Regions from separate parts of the Mus musculus genome. Here region 1 is linked to region 2. A link is a loop called in an ENCODE intact Hi-C map of the cell type or tissue named here. Cell type or tissue: heart. All regions are shown on one strand. Links, peaks and the distances in the headings refer to the core of each region. The heading gives the core; the rest is flanking DNA.

The links. A loop is a pair of places that touch in the nucleus more often than their neighbours do. Peaks named below come from ENCODE experiments on the same cell type or tissue, not always from the same donor. Only the 100,000 strongest peaks of a DNase experiment are listed, where the experiment ranks them.
Region 1: a loop joins it to region 2, with 2.0 times the contacts of the local background. A loop is called at or near these places in 4 of 42 quality-filtered maps.

What each region holds. Positions count from the first base shown.
Region 1 is chr4:133,113,897-133,123,668 of GRCm38, reverse strand. n-TGgcc1 (a tRNA gene) reads left to right here and starts at 9,103; the gene lies at 9,103-9,173. In heart, for the core only: a CTCF peak has its summit at 5,993; DNase peaks (open chromatin) are centred at 5,498, 5,918, 6,388, 6,748 and 1 weaker place; H3K4me3 peaks cover 829 bases; H3K27ac peaks cover 3,652 bases.
Region 2 is chr4:133,003,518-133,013,289 of GRCm38, reverse strand. Ahdc1 (AT hook, DNA binding motif, containing 1) reads right to left here and starts at 1,784. Exons shown (of 7, transcript NM_146155.3): 1 at 1,767-1,784; 2 at 1,003-1,100. Gm36599 (a long non-coding RNA gene) reads left to right here and starts at 5,138. Exons shown (of 3, transcript XR_390813.3): 1 at 5,138-5,262; 2 at 8,541-8,810. In heart, for the core only: a CTCF peak has its summit at 3,966 (motif pointing left); DNase peaks (open chromatin) are centred at 1,749, 2,549, 3,459, 5,029 and 1 weaker place; H3K4me3 peaks cover 2,352 bases; H3K27ac peaks cover 2,708 bases; H3K27me3 peaks cover 695 bases.

The DNA of each region.
Region 1 (9,772 bases), core at 3,062-8,061, 110 kb before region 2:
ACTCAGGAGGCAGAGGCAAGCAGATCTCTGAGTTCTAGGCTAGCCTGATCTACAGAGGAAGTTCCAGGTCAGCCAGGGATACACAGAGTAACCCTGTCATCATTGCCCCACACACACACCCCCAAAAAAAAGAAAGAAAAGAAAAGAAATTTAAAGTCGTCCTCAGCTGCATGGACTGCATGCACTCTTGTCTCAAAAACATTTAAAGGAAACGGTATACTTGAAACAGCACAGCAATTGCCATATATCAGCAGCTATTGGGTGGGAATAGCAGATCTGACAATGTTTATGGTTATTAAACCCAGTGTGGTGGTTCATAATTGTAATCCTTGTACTTGGAAGCTGAAGCAGGAGAATCACCGGAGCTACAGAATGAACTCAAGGACATCCTAGGAAAGCTTTTGTTTCAAAACAACAAATCATAGCCGGGCAGTGGTGGCGCACGCCTTTAATCCCAGCACTTGGGAGGCAGAGGCAGGCGGATTTCTGAGTTCGAGGCCAGCCTGGTCTACAAAGTGAGTTCCAGGACAGCCAGGGCTACACAGAGGAACCCTGTCTCAAAAAACCAAAACCAAACCAAACCAAACCAAACCAAAACAACAAATCTGGCCTAGTATGGCATGCCTTTGATGCCCCAACTTAGGCAGAGGCAGGCAGACTGATGTCTGTGAGTTCGAGGCCTGCCTGGTCTACACAGGGAGTTCTAGGACAGTCTGGGTTCCACAGAGAGATGCTGCCCCAAACACAAATAAAAATTGTTAATATGTCTGTGTCAGCAGTGATGCTCCCTGCAGGAAAAATGAAGATTTGGGTCCCTGTTTGTCCAATGACAACCTTGGCATCTCCTGTGGAGATGATGTAGCTAGCTAAGCAACTTGCATTGTGAAAAGGTATTGTTACATAGAGTAGCAATATTAATACTCTCCAATGTTTAATCAGCACTTACTGTATGCTGAGTTTATGCGAATGCAAATGCTGTACACGTATGTATTACCTCAGTCCCTACAAGTCTACTTGTCTGTTATTGTTCTCATGTTAACCATGAGGCCAAGGAAGAACAGAGGAGCCAAGTGCCTAGCTCCAGGACATTCAGTCAGGAAGTACTAGCTAGGATTGAACCCAGGGTGGCCAAACCCTCCCTCTTCTACCCTTGGAATCAAAGTGACCTAATGCCTAGAGCAGCTCCCAGGTGGCCAGGCCACACCCAGCGCCTCTCCCAGAGCTCTAAAAAAATGTCCTTGAACTGGTTGGGTGTGGTGTCACACCCTTTGACACCTAGTGAGACCCTGTCTCAAAAAAACCACAGCACAATGGGACTGCCATTTCCGGGAGAAGAGCAGGAAACTGACCCTCTTCCCCCGTGGGGGAGTTGAAAAGAATGTCTAGCTAGTTTTGCTGTTTAGGAGCTCTGTAATCTCAGCCAGGTCAGACCCATCCTAGGAGCCTCAGTTTCCTTATCTCTGAAATAGGGATGATAAAGCCTCGAGGCATTCAGGCAATAAGGCAGGCACAAACTCTAAAGTGCAGTCCACCAGGGACTTCCTGTCATCGTTGCTATGGGGACAGGAACCCTTTGGGAGAACAGCCCATCCATCTGACAGGCAAAATTGCCACCTGTAGAAACAGACCAGAGATCAGTTCTTAGATGTGCCTCTTACACAGTCTGGAGCTGGGTGCAGGACACCTACAATCCCAGCCCTGGGAGGCTGAGGTAAGAGGATGGAGTGTTTGAGGCCAGTGGCTACTTTGTTAAGACTGTCTCAAAAAGAGCAAAACCACAAAACTAACTAGCCAGACAACCCAAACATGCTTTCTGATTTCCATTAAATTATATACCTCAGTTTTCTTGTCTGTAAAATGGAGCACATTAATATGGATCTTGTAGAGGGAGAGAAAGATGCAATGTGAGAATTCTTGAAGAGCTTTGAGCCATTGTTGTGTCTGATGCAGAACTAGCACTGCCAGCTACAAAACAGAGGGACCCAAAAGAATCACCTCTCCTGCCTCCTGCATCCCAACCCTATCTGTGGGGAAGTGGGTGGGGAGCACCATGATCAGAGCCAGAAAGTCCCTGCCGCTCCCCTTCCTCTGGCATCCTGGGCACTTGCTGCCTTGGCTCTTGCTGGGTACACAGCTCTCTCTGTCTCTCTCTCTCCCTCCCTCCTGTCTCTCTCTCCCCCTCCCCTCTCTGTCTCTCTCTCCTCCTCCTCTGTCTCTGTATGTGTCTCTCTCTGTCTCACTCTCTGTCTGTCTGTCTGTCTGTCTGTCTCTCTCTCTCTCTCTCTCTCTCTCTCTCTCTCTCTCTCTCTCTCTCTCTCTCTCTCTCTCTCTCTCTCTCTCAGCAAGTTCTTCTTCACTGAGCAATCCCAGGGGGCCCCAAACCTCGGTTCCAGCCTGGCTCACAGGCGTTCCCCGCCTCCACATCCTTAATCTGCTGCCTTTGCGCCATTCCTTCCACCTGGAATGCTCTCGCCTCCCTGAGCGCCTTTGATGGGGAAGGGGGGTGTTAGAGGGGAAGGATCTGGAATGATGCACCCCTACCTCCTCACTCAGCTCCCCCCTGCATCCCCAGCGGCATACCTGACCTCCCCCCTCCCAGCGTGGGGGAAGAGGCAGCTGGGAGGAGGAGGTGGGAAGGGGGAATGAGAGAAGGGCCCTCCGTGGGGTTTTTCACCTGCTTGGAAGAGACAGACAGAAATGAAAGCCCTAGAAACTGCCTGCTGCTCTGCTTCCCTCGGAGGCCCCAGCTCGGTGGAGCCTCCCTGCCTTCCCACTATGCCCATGTGCCACCCTCTTCTCTTCCTCCTCCTGCAGGCAGGTGCTCCAGGCAGGGAACAAGGGTGGGCGGCAGGGTTAGAGAGACCTGGGTTCAAACCCCGTGCCTGCCACTTAACCAGCAAGCAACCCTAGCAAACCGTTCGTCCTGCTTCCATCTCATTTCTTTAGCAAAAGGGACAACAACCAATCCCTGGCTCTTTGGGCTTTGGTAAGAACTAAGGAAGATGGCAGATTAAACAACAACAACAAAAAAAGTCTGATGTGACTGTGACCAAAAGGCTCAAGGAAGAGATAATAGTGACAGCAGTTGACATGATGCCCATATGTACCTGGCTCTGCTCAATGCCTTGAGGAGAGGAGAGAGATCTGTCTGTCTGTCCTGACTCTGTTCCCTTGGCAAAAACATGTTATGTTTTTTTCCTCCTGCCTTCAGAATCCTGCATGCACCTGAGGTGTATAGCCCAGAGCCATAGCATGGACAAAGCACTTAGCCCCAGCAAGACCTGAATTCACTCCCCAGCACCCATCCTCTGCCCCCTCCCCCCACCCAAAAAAGCCCAAATCCTGAACTTGACCTCCTTTCCCAGTCTCTTCATTTAATAAGCATAGATTGCTGTCTGCTCCTGTAGAGGCTTCTGCAGGGCACCCGTGACCCAGGATCAATCTAGCCAGCCTCTGTCTGAGAGTGTCTCTTAATGAGAAAGAAGCCATACCGAAGAACCAAAGAAAGCCTTGGGAGTGGGCTCAGTAGCTTATGCTATAGTGCTATAATTCCTTCACTGGGGGGGGGGGGGGGAAGGGGGGAGGCAGGGGGAGGGGGCAGGGATGAAGGCAGGAAGATTAAGAGTTCAAGGTCATCCTCCTCTTTACATAGCACGTTTGAGACCATCCTGGGCTACCTGGAACCTGTATTAGAAGCAAGAAGAGACAATTCAATGGTTGCCAGGTAGCTGGCAAATCCGAGGAACTGAGTTTGATCCCTAAGCTCATCGTGGTGGGAGGAGAGAAATGATTCCTGCAAGTTAGCTCCTGATCTCCAGACACACACACACACACACACATTCTAAATAGGCAACAGAGTGGAGAATGCCTGCACTTCTAGCAGGTTCGAGGCCATCTGAGGCCTAGCGGTCATGGCTGAAGCAGGAGGATTGCAAATTCAAGGACAAGCAACAGAGTGAGTTCACACTACCCTAGTCAATTTAATGAAACTTTCTCTTAAAATACAAAGTAAAAAGGGTGTGTATGGGGTGGGGTCACTCAGTGGTAGAGTTTGCTTAGCCTACCTGAGTCCCCCAGTACATGCACGCGCGTGCGCGCGCGCACACACACACACACACACACACAGAGAGAGAGAGAAAGAGAGAGAGAGAGAGAGAGAGAGAAGTCGCCTTGCTTTGATGGTAATCTCTGTGCACTCCTTGGGTAATGGGAGAGCCATAAGCAAGTAAAAGAGTATACAGGCAGAGGGAATCGCATGGGCAGAAGTCTAGGGGCAAGAGAGAAATGGTTTTCTGGGGAAAAGAAAGCCTCTACAGGGCTGATGCCTAGAGAGGCAGAGATGGAGGCTTGTGTTGGTGAGAGTGCAGGGCACGCACTCGTGGAAGGTTGCTCTTTGCTTTTGTTTTGAGTTACATGAATTTATCATAAATGGGAGGGGCCCATAGCCTTCCAGCAAGTGGGAGTTGAACTCGGTCATCAGGCTTGGCAGCAAGCAGCCTTATCCACTGTGCCAGATCCAAGGTCTGAGCTGGCCTGAATTGTTTTTTTGTTTTGTTTTGTTTTGTTTTGTTTTGTTTTTGAGAAAGGGGTATTACTAGTATAGCCCTGGCTGGGCTATATAGTAGAGGCTGACCTTGAACTCTGGACAGTCCCACTCCCATGGCTTCCTGAATGCTGGGATTATATGCATGCACCACCTTCCTCATTGGCACCAAAGGCCTTTAATGGGGGTACGCCATTGCCAAATGGCCCTTTGCAAGATTTCTCTGAATATCTGGGGAGGATCTATTTATGGTTTGCATTCATTCATTCAAGACACGCATAAGGCACAGAAGCAGATGTGGGAACCCCACATAATTAAAGCGTCCTCAGCTGGAGCAAAGGGTAGGGCATTGGCTGCCATCGTGCTGAGGCTTCCGAAGAGCGAAGACTTAGAATATGAAAGTAAACGGCGGCCGGGCGGTGGTGGATTAAAGGCGCACGCCTTTAATCCCAGCACTTGGGAGGCAGAGGCAGGCAGATTTCTGAGTTCGAGGCCAGCCTGGTCTACAGAGTGAGTAGTGTCCTGGGACAGCCAGGGCTACACAGAGAAACCCTGTCTCAAACAAAACAAAACAAAACAAAACAAAACAAAAACAAAAAAGTAAATGGCTCTCACCAAAAAGAAGGAGAGAGGAGGGGGGGGGAGAAGGAGGAGGGGGAGGAGGAGGAGGGGGAGGAGGAGCAGGAGCAGGAGCAGACAAGTCCTGTACAAGGCAACAGCAGTGATAGGAACATATAGGTGATGGCCCTGGGGGAACTGGCAGTGGAGAGACCAGTGAGTGATTCATAGAGAAACAACTGACGGCAGGAAGAGGAAGGATGGGCTGGGCTAGGGTGAGCAATGCAGATCCTGTAACCTCTGGTCTGGAGAAAATGGCCAAGTGGGCAGGGCCATGAGATCTCCCACCAGCCCCCTCTGCAGCTCCCACATGTTCTCAGCCCTGCTGAGCCCCTGCAGGTTCCAAAAGACACGCGGACCCCAGAAAGAGAAGGAGGTGGCAAGGATGAGGGCGGGCAGGCGGGCAGGCGGGCGGGGGACAGGTCTAGGCCTCTTGCTGGAGCCGAGCCTTCTTTCCAGGGCCTAGAGCCAACAGGCTGGCTGGGAAGGCAGAGGTTGCAGGCAAGGATTAAGGAGCCGGTTGATTTTCTACCCAAACCAGAGCTCTCTCTCTCTCTCTCTCTCTTTCTCTCTCTCTCTCTTTGAGGTCCCCCAACCCCTCCTCTTTTTTTTTTTAAAGAAGAATGTTCCTGTACACGCACCCAGAGGCTTTTGCAGAGCTGGGAAAGCAAGCCAAGAAGCAAAAGGGAGGAAGAAGACCACGCCTCGCCTGGCAGATTCCTAATGGCCCAGGAGACCAGGGCTTTGCAGGGGGAAGCTGCTGCGGGGGTGGGGGCTGGCTCCAGCGGGAGGGGAGGGAAGGGCAGGCAGAAGGACAGCCACTTGCTGGCCAGTGACCTTGGGTGGGATGCTGCTTGTCTCCCGGCTGGTGTGGATGGAGGAGGAAGGCAGGGACAAGGCTGGCCGGCTGAGGTCACAGGAAGGCCCCTTCTTGCTTGAAACGTGATCTCGGGATATGGAGCCTGCCAACCTGCCCCCAGACCCTGGGCCAGCAAGGATGAAAGGCTGTCTGTCTCCTGCTTCCAGACACCACCACCAATAGCAACCCCCACCAATTGCCCCCCCTGCCCCCCCTCCCAAAAAAAAAAACCAGGCCCAAGAACTCCAACTTGGAGATCGACAAAGCTGCTGCAGCTGGCTGGAGCCAGTTGTTGGACTCCCACCCCACTTATATCATCCCACCCTCCCTTCCTTCAGTTTGGTGGACCCAGAGAGGGCTAATGACCTGCATGAGGTCACACAGCAAGTTGGAGAAGCTGAGCCAAGACTCACCACAAAGTCTGGACTCCAACTCCAGACTTCCTCTTCTTTCCCAGAAGTCCCACTGCTGGGAGGTTTATCCTGGGGACTTGGGGCGGGGTGGGGGTGGGGGGTGGGAATCTAGGGCCAGGAAGGACAGTTCAGAGCTGTATCTGTTTGAAGTCACAGCACAACTTAATGTGGACTAAAGTTCCTTGGTTTTGTTTTGTTTTCTTTTGTTTTGGTTTAAGACCAGAAGAGAATTCCAGGCCCCTGCTGAAGCCTGGACTTGCCCCACTGCCAGGGGAAGGAATGTGGTCCTGGCCACCACAGCTGCTGGTGGTCATCTGCAGCTCCAGCTTGCGCCTTTCTCATCCCAGCAGGCCCTGGGACAAAGGCCTCTCTTCTCAGGCCTGTTTCTTCCAGCCCCCTAAGCCACCACCTCACAGACAGACCTGCTAAGTCACTGTGCAATCTGGCCCTTAGTGTCTTTTCTGTAAAATGGGGCAGTGTGTCTCTCTAACCCACTTCCCTGCCTTGAGGTTCAAAGAGGCAAAGTAGCAGAAACCCTGATCGCTCAGCCCCCCTCCCCCAGCCCTCCCCCATCCCTCCCCCATCCTACCTCCTCTCTGTCCCTCTAGCACTAGACTTATGACCTCCTGCTTTCCCTAGCAGCGGAGCCCAGGCTAGCCTAGGTCAGCTGACTATCACTCTAGGAAGCCTGTCCTTCCCTCCAGTCCCTATGGGCTTCATTGGAATATTTATCACTGTCGAACTGAAACGGTTAAAGTGTGTTGTGGGATCTGTCTCCTTCCTGAAAAGGAAACAATGACAGCTAACACTCCACTCTAGCCATATAGGTGCCATTAACGTCCCCATCTTACAGATGACAAAAAGAACCCAAAAGGTCCCATCACTCGCCTTAAGTCATAGTAAGCTGAAGGTCGAGCCAGGACTCACCGCAAGTCGGCTGCAAAGCCAGACTTCCAATCCATACCCGAGGCTGTAAGCAGTGTACCGCTAATGATGTCTCCCCAGCTCCCAGCCCAGCAGCCAGCATCCACTCAGTGATCCATTAAGGTGGCTGAATGCATACACAAATGGCTGAGGGATGCACATGAACGTCTGGAGAATAAAGCATCTTGTTGGGTAAGCTAGGCAGGTGGCGGGCGAGTGAGGGTCCCCACTCTGAACTACTGCAAAGAACAATTACCACATTCTTTCCGCAGTATGGAAGCCACCAGGGACACCACCTTTCACTCCTCCCCCCATTTCATCTGCAAGAGCCAACTGGTCCCCACTGGAACCCCAATGTTTGCTTGGTGTCTCCCCAGTGTACCCCTTCCTCTCCACCTCTTAATAAGCACAGGCTGGCCACGTGTAGCAGAAGGAGGGTGACCTAGAACCTTCCTCCTCCAGACACATCCAAAGTGCAGCAATTAAGCTCCATCCGGCCCAGATCTTTTTATTCCTAGAGGCATGTGTGTTTGGAGAGAGAGAGAGAGAGAGGAGAGAGTTGGAGGGGTGAGTATGGGTCCATACGGGTCCATACCTACGGGGTCAAGCCTTTATCCCTTAGCCCTAAGTACATTTACCTGGGAAAACATCTCATCTGCCTCAGGCACTGCTCTTTCTCTTGAATTTTTTTTTCCTTTGTTTTATTTTGTTTTTGATTTGTGCGTGTGTTTAAATTTTTCCGGTGCCGCTTGCTCCAGCCCCGCTTGCTCCAGCCCTGCTCCGGCCATATTTATTTCATATATGTGGGTACATGGTCGCTGTCTTCAGACACACCAGAAGAGGGCATCAGATCCCATTACAGATGGTTGTGAGCCACCATGTGGTTGCTGGGAACTGAACTCAGGACCTCTGGAAGAGCAGTCGGTGCTCTTAACTGCTGAACCATCTGACCAGCACCTCTATTAGATTTTTGTACCAAGTTCCTCCCAGATTGTCTTTCTCTAAAACGCACCTCTAAACTGGGCATAGTGGCCCATTCCTTTTATCCCATCACTTGGGAGGCAGAGGGGCAGAAGGCTCTCTGCAAGTTCCTGGTCTACATAGTAAATTTCAAGACAGCCAGAGATTCACAATGAAATCCTGTCTTGAGACACACACACACCTCAAAATAAAATAAATAAATGAAGTGCACTTCTGAAAATAGACAGATGTCTCAGTCACCTCTTCAGCCACACCCCTTGAATGGCTCTTCAGTGCTCTCTGGGTAAAACTGTACTTCTCACCAAAGCAACCCTGCTACCCATGACCTGGCCTCACCTCCTGCCCTCTCCTCTCCTCGTGGCCCCCGCATGTCCTCTGCTCAAGCTCCTATAAGGTACAAAGAAAGGAGCAGATGACACAGGACTCCAGCCCCACCCCTACCACCTGCCAGCTGTGGGAGTTTGAAACAGGCAGATTCCTCTCTTAGTTTCTCCACTTCTGGGCTATGGATGAAATCAGAGCATCTCACAGAGGTGTTGTGAGACCTCAACGACTGCTTTGGTCCCCAGCTGTCCCTATATGTAATGCTTAGGCTTCCTCTGACACCAAGAATATTCTTTCTTTTAAAATTGCATGTGGAATGGTGGCTCACAACCATCTGTAACAAGATCTGACCCCCTCTTCTGGAGTGTCTGAAGACAGCTACAGTGTACTTACATATAATAAATAAATAAATCTAAAAAAAAAATTGCATGTGGAGTGAAGCATTGGTGGTTCAGTGGTAGAATTCTTGCCTGCCACCCGGGAGGCCCAGGTTCAATTCCTGGCCAATGTACAGCTTTCTCAAGTTGTCAGAAAAGAGTGAATAAAGAACTAAAATTGCATGTGGGGCTGGAGAGATGGCTCAGTGGTTACGAGCACTGAGGTCTGGAATCCAATTCCCAGCCACCACATGGTGGCTCACAATCATCTGTAATGGGATCTGATGCCATCTTCTGGTGTGTCTAAAGTCAGCGACAGTGTGCCCACATACAAGAGATAAATAAATAAATAAATAAATAAATAAATAAATAAATAAATAAATCTTTTTTAAAAATTCCATGCGATTTATTCAGTCTGTTTGGGCAGCATGCCTCAGAGGACTTGAGTGGAGGGCAGAGAACAGCCTGAGGTGGTCAGTTCTTTGTCTCCATCATGTGGGTCTCATATAACCCAGGCTTTCCCTGAAACTGGGTCTATAACCTAAAGACGACCATGAGTCTCTGAACCTTCCGCTTCTGTCTCCCAAGTGCAGGGGTTGAAGGTGGGCACCATCATGTCTAGTTCATGTGTTGTTGGAGATTGAACCTAGGGCTCTCCTAGGCAAGGGCTCTGCTCCTTGGGGTACATCCTTACCCTATTTCTTTTTTTGGTTTTTCGAGACAGAGTTTCTTT
Region 2 (9,772 bases), core at 1,523-6,522:
GTCAGGCTGCTGGGGAACCCTCCCCCCCCCAGCTCCCATCAGTCCTCGTCCCCAGCCCCCAAACTCTGGGTTGCTGTCCCTTTTCCTGTAGAACAGGAAACAAGGTTATCTCCTAGTCTCAGAGCCAGCCCCCTGCCCCTTTGGCTCTGCCCAGGGACCCAGACCCAGCCAGGGAAGGCGCCCTCAGCCAGAAAGCAGAGATTCAGCAGCTCACCCCAGCTCCCGACCTAGGGGGCTGACAGCTGTCACTCAGCACCCCACCCCCTGGGGAAGAGGGGGCCGATTCAATCAGAGCCCTAGAGGAAACGTATTGATACACGATTATTTATTTATTTATGCAAAAGTGAGCCGACTTTGTTCGCCAGGTAACCGGGCACGCGGCCCAACCCCTCTGGCCAGGCCGCCCCCAAATCCCTCCTCCGCCCCACACCCCCTCCGGGTCATTAGGTCCCCGCCCCTCAACTCCCAGAGCGCCAACGGAACCTTGGGATTTGGGGGCTGGAGGGGAGGGGCTCCTCCCTCCGCAGTCTCCCCTTTTCCCAGCGCCTATCCTAAAATCCAGCCTTGTTCTCCGCTCCCACGGTCCCCCTACATCCCCCCCCCCACATTCTCAGCAAGCTGGAGAGCAAATTGCAGTTTTAAATCCAAAGGCGGAGGGAGGGGGAGGAGGAGGGGGTGCGCGGCAGCTCTGGGCGCGCACCTCGCCCCCGAGCCGGGGGAGCCGCGGGGCGGCCAGGAAACCCGAGAACCCCCCCTCCCCGCCCCCCCTCCCCGTCCACCTCCCCCTCCCCCTTCCCGGCGCTGCCTGCCAGGCTTCGAGCCGAGCCCAGCCGAGCCGCGGGCCCCGGTGGAAACAAAGACCGATCGCACCGCGGGCACCGCAGCCACGGGGTCCGGCGGACCGGACTGGGGGCGCTGGGCCCCCCCACAGTGCGCTGCACAAAAGAGCCTGGCCGGCCGGTCCCCAACCGCGTCTATTGCTGGGCAGGAGGCGCTACTTACCGGAGTGCTGGGCTGCCGGCTCCGTGGGTCCGAGCCAGGCGAGGGGTTTCGGGGGGCGTCTATCTTCCGCCGGCGGCAGCGACACGGGCGCCCGGCTGCTGGGAAGAGGAGTCGTAGAGGAGCCCTGAGCCGCCTGCCGTCGCTGACAGCATGGCTCGCGCCTCGGCTCACATTCTCCGCCGCTAACTCCGCTGGACACGGCCCCCCGCTCCCGCGGCGTCCCCCCCACCACGATTACTCCTTCGCTATCTGCGCCCCACTCGCTTCCCCAGCCGCTCACACACTCTCACAGCCCTGGACACCCCCGCCCCAACCCCCCAATTGCAAACCTGGGAGGGAAGACGCCCCGCGTAGTCCTCCTGCTCCTCCTCCGCCGCCCTCCTCCCTCCCGCTCTGTCTGTCTGTCTGTTTGTCTGCCTGTCTCTATTTCTCTCTCTCTCTCTGCCTTTCTCTGCTCTCCGAGCTGGGTGGGAAAAGGAAATGAGGACAGAAAGCAGACGCTGGCTTTGGGTGGTGGTAGCTGGATTCCCTCTCTCCCTCCCTCCTCCCTCCTCCCCTCCCTCCTCCTGCCTTCTGCTCTCTCCGCTGCGAGCGGGGCTGAGCGCAGCCTGGCGGGTGGCTCGCTCGGCCCGCCCGCCCGCCTGTCTGTCTGTCTGGTCTGCCTCGCTCGCTCCCTCCCTCCGTCTCTCGCCCTCGCCCTGCCTGCCTGCCTGCCTCTCTCCGTCTCCGCCGCCGCCGCCGTTGCCTCTGCGAGCTCGCCTTACCTTCGCTGCTCACCATCCGGAACCCCAGGGGGGAGCGCGCGCAGAGCACGCCGGGACTTGTAGTCCCTGTTCGGCCGCTCCGCGCGCTGTGCGGGCGGGGCCACTCCGGCTGCTCCGACGGCGCGGCCCGGAGCGGACCCTATGCCGGAGTATCCCTGGCCCGGATGAATCCCGTTTTATCTAGGACTGCTGATCCTCCTCAAGGGTTAGGAACATTCCGGGCGTTCCGAGGCCCCTACTCGGGGCTCTGGCTGCGCCAAGGTTGCGGGTGGTAGCGCAGGGGCGGGGTCTGAGAATAAAATGAGTGGAATCGGGCATCAGAGGATGAGCCAAAAGGGCTGCGACTTTCTGGGGTGTCCCAAACACGTTGAGAGGGCCCATGGAGAGACGAGAGGACCTACACTTTCAATTTGGGGACGTTTTTCCTATCAGAAGAGGCGTTTGGCAAGAAAGCCGCTCTGGAAACGCTACAGTCTCCTCCGCATTTCGTGGCCCTTCGCCTCAAACTCAGCCCTGGATTTAGTTCTTCCAGCGCCTACTTTTTATTGTCGTCCACGGGCGGCGAGGGCGCAAAAAATTCTGGACAAAGTGTAGATACCATGCCTTCTGAATTTGAACAATTGTTTGTGAGCGGAATTCAACAGTTCTCCAGCGCCTGCTGCGGCGTGGGGGTTGGGCGCAGCACTTTCACCTACCTCCTCTTCAGGTCACATCTGTTCTCCAGCCCCTGGCTCTGGGCCCCCTGCCTTGCCTATCCCACAGATGGGAATGTGCGCCTCTGAGGAAGGCTTTGTTACCCCCAGGGAGGTGGCTGGACAGCTCTGAAAGGAGAATTGCCGCGGCTGCCATTTACTGAGCACCCGGGCAGCACGGGGTCCTTGGAGCCTTGCAGAAAAAACCCTACGAGACCTTATTTCTATTTTAGATATAAGAGTTCCGGAGCCCAGGTGTCCCGATTAGAAAGTGGTAGATTCAGCATCTGGATAATTTCAAAGCTTCCTTCCTTCCTTAACCCTTGGGCGGTAACAGAGTGGTGATTCCCTCTACTCCACCCCCCCCCCCCCGCGTCCCCGCCATCCTTTACTGTTGATCTTTCTTCCCTGTGTCTATGTGTCCTCCCTTGGCACTAAGGTAGATAAGGTTTGCAGAAGAAACAGATGAGTGATGCAGTGATCACTGCCCTGCTACTTGTCTATTGACTGCTTCTGAGCTGATCCCAACTCATGACTGTGTCTGACATTCCTTTGGCCAATGTCTGCCAACTTAGTCCATCTTGCCCCATGTCCTAAGCTTCTCTAGCAATGCCTTTACTCCCTGATCCACCTGCTTCTGATGCCTTCTTTGCTCTTGCAGGGTAATTGCTAGTCAACACATGTTTAGATGGTGACATTATGCTAACAACACATCCACACCACCTTCACCATCCCTCCATCTCTCCCAGTCCCTACCTATAGAGCAATTGAAACTTTTCCAGAAAGCAAGTAACAGGGGAGGCTCTAAAAAGCACACCCACTGATGTGGCATCGTGGCACATGTGGCCAGCTGGAGAGGCCTCTGTCTAGGGGCCACTTCGCTTGCAGACAAAGTAACCCCAAGAACTGATTATGATAAGAACGGGCATTAATAAAAGCAGGAGGTGCTTTAGCGATCCTTTGTAGCTTCAAAACTCAACTCTGAGGTCATCACAAGCAGAACTTTTGGTGTCTTGCCATAACTGCCGCCCATAGGGCAAACTTTAGTGCTGATGGGTGTGAGAGACTCCCAGGTCTGCCCATCTCTAATGCCTCACCCACCTTTACCAAGGATAGGAAGACCCTTACTGCTTGAATTAAATGTAGGCAGAGGTTGGGATGAGATCATACTGGTGGCAGAGAGCCCCAGGAAAGATGGGACTAATCGATATTCAAGAAAAGCATAAAGGGGGCGGGGGGAATGGCTAGTTAGGTGGCAAAAGGCACACGAAAAAGAAGTTAGGTAGAATTTCCCAAATATGCTCCAAATTCTCCAGGCTGCTTCAGGTGTCCCCTCTGCAGAAGTAGTGGGTAGCCCCAAAGGGTTACAGATTCCTAGAAACAAAACACAGCAGAGCCTTCCTGGAATTTAGGGACAGGTTTTTCTTATGGAGCCTTTCCAAAGTATGTTGGGGAAGGGGTCCCCCAAACTGCACATGAACTATTATGCGGGATGCTGCTGCCACCTAGTGTCCAATCTCCATATCTGCTCCGGTGATTTAAGCTGAGGAAGAGCTAGGAAGAGCCTCTCCTCTTTCTGGGGTCAGCTTCCTCCAACCACGTTTGTTTCACTGGAGACAAAACCTAGTATATTCAGACCCAGGAAATATTACTTGAAAGTAAAGATAAAACTGTGGGGACCTAAGGTTTTAAAGGCCGTGTAAACTGGGATCCAGGCACACCTGGGCTTGCCTTTATTTGTTGTGTTGTCAGAGGCCCAGGTTTCCATGGATAAAATAGACTCAGGTTCCTGAATGGTATGTGCCTGTAACCCCAGCATAGGGAAAGTGGAAGCAGGAGGATCAGAAATCTAAGGTCATCTTCAGCTGTACAGGTACACAAGGCCAGCCTGGGCTACATGAGAGACTCCCTCTAGAATAAATAAATAAATAAACAAATAAATAAATAAATAGAAAACTGGCAAGGTAGAGGAGAGATTAGGTTATAATAAGAATGGCAATGACAGCCGGGCAGTGGTGGCACACTCCTTTAATCCCAGCACTTGGGAGGCAGAGGCAGGCAGATTTCTGAGTTCGAGGCCAGCCTGGTCTACAAAGTGAGTTCCAGGACAGCAAGGGCTACACAGAGAAACCCTATCTCAAAAAACAAAACAAAACAAAAGAACGGCAATGACTGATAGTCCCTGGGATTCATAGAAAGGGGAGAAACGATGGGTGCCCCCTCTCTGAATACAAAGGTTCTGGGGCTTCCAGAAAGGATGTCTGAATTGCTATAGAGTAATTCAGTTTCCTCCATACAAGAAGAAACTGGGACCTAACAAGCTTTCCTGAACTTTCCTGAGCCACTGAGCTGCAGATCCAAGAACAAGATGTGCCCTGGACTAGAGCCACTCTGTCCCAGCTTTACCCGCCATCGAATGCAATGGCTAGATCTAGGGTCCAGGAGATCAGGGTAGCAGGAAGCCCCCCTGACAGTGAAAACTACTACGGGCCCCCACTTTACCCTCCTTCAGACCAGCCCCTCTCCCCTCCCCTGCACAATCCTCCCACATTCCTCTAGGCAACAGGAAACCCCAGCTGCAGCCCAGACTTCAAACAGCTCCTCCCTCTGGGGCAGGGGGTGTGGGAGGAGAGGCCAGAGGCCACAGGGCAAAGGTCAGCTTTGTTCCTGCCAGAGGTGGTGAGGGACCTGGAGAAGACAGAGGGGGGTAGGGTAAGGTCCTTGACGGTCACACGGCATATGTGTAAATTCCTGTGTCCATCAGGGTGTACAAGGTCCTGGCTCTCTCCACCGAGTCTTGGGGGGTAAGTGTGTGTCCTTGGCTTGCCTTCGGTTATCTCTCTAACTGTAGGTCAGCACATTGTTGTCTGTCTGTGTGTGCTTAGCCTGGGACACCACTGATAATTCCGTAGGTGTTATCAAGTATAGTGATATGCTCAGTTCACGGGCCTGGTCAAAGCTATGTGTCCTAGAAGCGTGACCTAGTGTGGTTCCATGTGTTCAGAGTGGATGTCCTCCTGTCTCTTCTGTTATCCCTCCTCTACCCTAGTCACGAAGTGGAGGCTGAGCTTGTGCCTGGAATCCCAGCGCCGGTGTTCAGGAGGCTGGAGTTTGAAGCTAATGTAGATGACATATTTCCTAGCCAGCCTGAGGCATGCCCGCCACCTCACCCTAAGCCCCATCTCAAAAGCAAAACAAATCAGGGGCCGGAGGGTCACAGCCTTTCAGCTGGTCTCCTAGAAGACCAGAGTTTCTTGCCACTAATTGTGATTTCAGCTCGGGTGCAGGGTGGGCGTGGGGGAAACTTTGGTATCCACAGACACTGTACACACACACACACACACACACACACACAATTTTGAAAACCCCCCACAAAACTCTATTTTGCCTTCTAACGCTGTTGTCCAAGGGTTAGAATCCCAGCCAAGCACATGGCTGACCAGGACTTCAAATAATTCACCATCTCCATTTTTGGCACTAACCCACTGTCAGTGTAGTGCACTCCACTCATACCTAATTCGACTTTCCAGCAGCTTCATTTCCTGTCTCTGCATCCACTCAATTCTGTCTCTTGCTTTTTTTTCTCTTTTTTGGTTTTTCGAGACAGGGTTTCTCTTTATAGCCCTGGCTGTCCTGGAACTCACTTTGTAGACCAGGCTGGCCTCGAACTCAGAAATCTGCCTGCCTCTGCCTTCCGAGTGCTGGGATTAAAGGCGTGGGCCACCCCCAACCCCCCACCTCCTACCCCCCACCCCCCACCCCCACCCCCACCCCCGCTTGCCTTTTTTTTTTTTTTTTTTTTTTTTTGGTTTTTTTTCAAGACAGGGTTTCTCTGTGTAGCCCTGGCTGTCCTGGAAGCCTTTTTTTTTTTTTTTAATAAGGGTTTTGTTTTGTTTCGTTTTGTTTCCCTTTGTTACAGGGTTTCGAATAGTTCAGGCTAGCCTAAAGCTTACAATGTAGCTGAGGATGACCTTGGATTTTTTGATTCTCCTGCTTGTACCTCCCAAGTGCTGGAATCACAGGTTTGCTGCAGCAGGCTGGGACTTTCCACCCCTTTTTCTTCTCTCACCTCTCTCTCTCTTTTGAAACAAGGACTCTCCATACGTAGCCCAGGTTCACCTCAACTTCACAATCCTCAAATGCCCACTCTTTTTCAGCTGCATTAGAAAACAAAGAAGTTAGGCTGGAGAGATGGCTCAGCGGTTGAGAGCATCTTCAGACACACCAGAAGAGGGCATCTCATTACAGATGGTTGTGAGCCACCATGTGGTTGGTGGGAATTGAACTCAGGACCCCACTCCACCCTCCCCACAAATAGCCAAAGCTATCCGTCCTAGCCTGGTGTGCACATCATTACTGTTCCTTTTTTTTTTTTTTTTAAAGATTTATTTATCTATTATATGTAAGTACACTGTAGCTGTCTTCAGACACTCCAGAAGAAGGAGTCAGATCTTTTTACAGATGGTTGTGAGCCACCATGTGGTTGCTGGGATTTGAACTCTGGACCTTCAGAAGAGCAGTCGGGTGCTCTTACCCACTGAGCCATCTCACCAGCCCTGCTGTTCTTACATAATGAAGAGCAGCCAGTGCTCTTAACTGCTAAGCCATCTCTCCAGTCCTAGTCGCTTGTCTTTGTCTCTTGTTTCATTGGTGTTTTTAGACAGTTTTACTATGTAGTTTATGTAGTCCTGGATTGGCCCGGAACGAAAAAAGAGCAGCCTGCCTCTGTCTCTCAGAGCGCTGGAACTAAAGCTGCCTATCTGACTGTGTTTATTTTCTTGTTTCCTCTGAAAAGGACTTGCCCAGGGCTATTGTAGTAGTTCATGCCTTTAGTCCCAGAACATGGGAGGCAAAGGCAGGCAGATGTCTGTGAGCTTGAGGCCAACCTGGTCTACAGAGTAAATTCCTAGACAGCCAGACCGATATTGTGAAATCCTGTCATGTAAAAAAGAAAAAGAGGCTGGGCAGTGGTGGCGCACGCCTTTAATCACAGCACTTGGGAGGCAGAGGCAGGCAGATTTCTGAGTTCGAGGCCAGCCTGGTCTACAGAGTGAGTTCCAGGATAGCCATAGCTACACACAGAGAAACCCTGTCTTGAAAAACCAAAACCAAAAAAAAGATAAAAGGAAGGAAAAAAAAAAGGAAGAAAGAAAGAAACAAAAAAAGAAAAAAAAATTCCCGCCCAATTGATTTTGGATCCTCCTCTGATCTCCAACACATCCAAAACTGTCATCTTCTCCATCTTTCCTCTGAACTTGGTCACCATTAAACTTTGTGTATCTTGAAATGGGAATTGGAACCTGACACCCCACCATCCCACCCAGCAAAAAGTTTCCTTCATTTCTGGATGTAGTTCCTAGAGTGTCCACTAGGTGGAGGGCAAGCATCACTGCAAGGCCATCCAGGCCAAGTGCCTGATTAGGAATGGTTAAGGGGAGAAAGGCTTCCTAACTGTACCAGGAAAACACGTATAGGAGTGGACAGAGGATTCCTCCAGCTCAGTTTTGGAGCAGAGGGACTCAGAAAGGTCTCCTATGGTGTGTCGTGGATGCCCAGGCGATTTCTAGCTTTCTTTTTTCTTTTCTTTTCTTTTTTAATTTTGGTTTTTTCAAGTCAGGGTTTCACTGTGTAGCCCTGGATGTCCTGGAACTCACTCTGCAGACCAGACTGGCTTCGAACTCAGAAATCCGCCTGCCTCTGCCTCCAGAGTGCTGGAATTAAAGGTGTGTGCCACCACTGCCTGGCTTTCTTTCTTTCTTTTTTTTTTTAAAGATTTGTTTTATTTATGAGTACACTGTAGCTGTCTTAAGACACACCAGAAGAGGGCATCCAATCACATTACAGATGGTTGTGAGCCACGATGTGGTTGCAGGGAATTGAACTCAGGACCTCTGGAAGAGTAGTCGGTAGCTGGGTGTGGTGGCACACGCCTTTAATCCTTATTCTGCCCTGGTTCATCTAAGCTCGCTGCCATCCCATATGTAGTTCTTTGCATTTGCCTGAGTCTCCCTCGGCTATACCTCAGGGCCTTTGCACGTGCTACTCTTTCAACCGGGATGACCTCATTCTCCTGTTTCCTCAGAGCCAATTCATTCCACATACTCTAAGAAATCTCCATGGGCGCCTACACTGGCCTCGCTGCTGTGTGTTGTAATGGTTTACTGTCATGTTTTCTGGACAAGACCAGCCTAGTGGAGACAACACTAAATGCATACAGAAACAGGAGGACTTTGAGTTCAAGGCCAGCATGGACTACATAGACCAGGTCCATCTCAAAACAACAACGACAGCAACAACAACAAAGAAAGAACAACGCCCATTAAAAACTACAAGCAGAGCAACACAAAAACAGGTGTATATGAAATTAACAAATGACTAAGTTGGTGGGTTATTTAATTTTTACTTATGTGTGTGTGTGTATGTATGTATGCATGCATGCATGCATGCATGAGTTAATATGCACATGTTAGTGTCCTCAGAGGCCAGGGAACATTGAACCCCATGAAATAGTTTCAAGTAGCTGTGAGCTTCCAGATGTGGGTGCTCTGAATTGAACCCAGGTCCTCTACAAGAGTGGTAAGGACCCTTAAACATTGAGCCACCTCTCTAGTCCCAATTGAGTGCAATCAGCAAGTACGGAGACACCTGTATCCACAGCCTCGCTGCATCAGTATTAGATTTTGTCCTACAGCTCTATCATGTGTGCCAGTGGAACACACGAGTGAGTCCTAGAGTTCAAACCCAGACTCTATCATCTCACGGAATGACCTTGGGTGAGGGTCAGAACCTTCATTTTCTTCTCTGTAAATGGCTATAATCTCCCATTGCTGCAGAGCCTAGTGGTGAAGATCAAATTAGACCACGCAAGCGAAACATCCCCACCCCCACCCCCCAGTCAATTAGGTGCCCTCCCGCAGCATGGAACCTGGAGATAAAATCGCCCTCTGAGCCGTAAGCCAGTAAAATCTACACATCACGGAGGAGAAGAGCCAGGTGGGGGAGTGAATGAGGCGGGAGATGGTTTTGTAAACGACCGAAGAGTTTTGTGAACGGGAGCGAGTTGCAATCAAGGTGACCGGCCTGTAATCTCAGGGAGGCAGGGCGAAAGAGGATGTGATTGAAACGGAGAGAGCTGTAGCTTAATCAATTGCATTGTGCTCTATCTGGAGGGAACAGAAGGCGGCACTGAAATGGGGGTGCCAGGGAGCTTCATCCAGCTGCTCTGGAGGGAGTGATGGGGAACCTGTAGACACAGGGACGGTCTGGTTCGGCTGAAGAGCAGCGAGGGGCCTGGAGCACTCCAGATGGCTCACT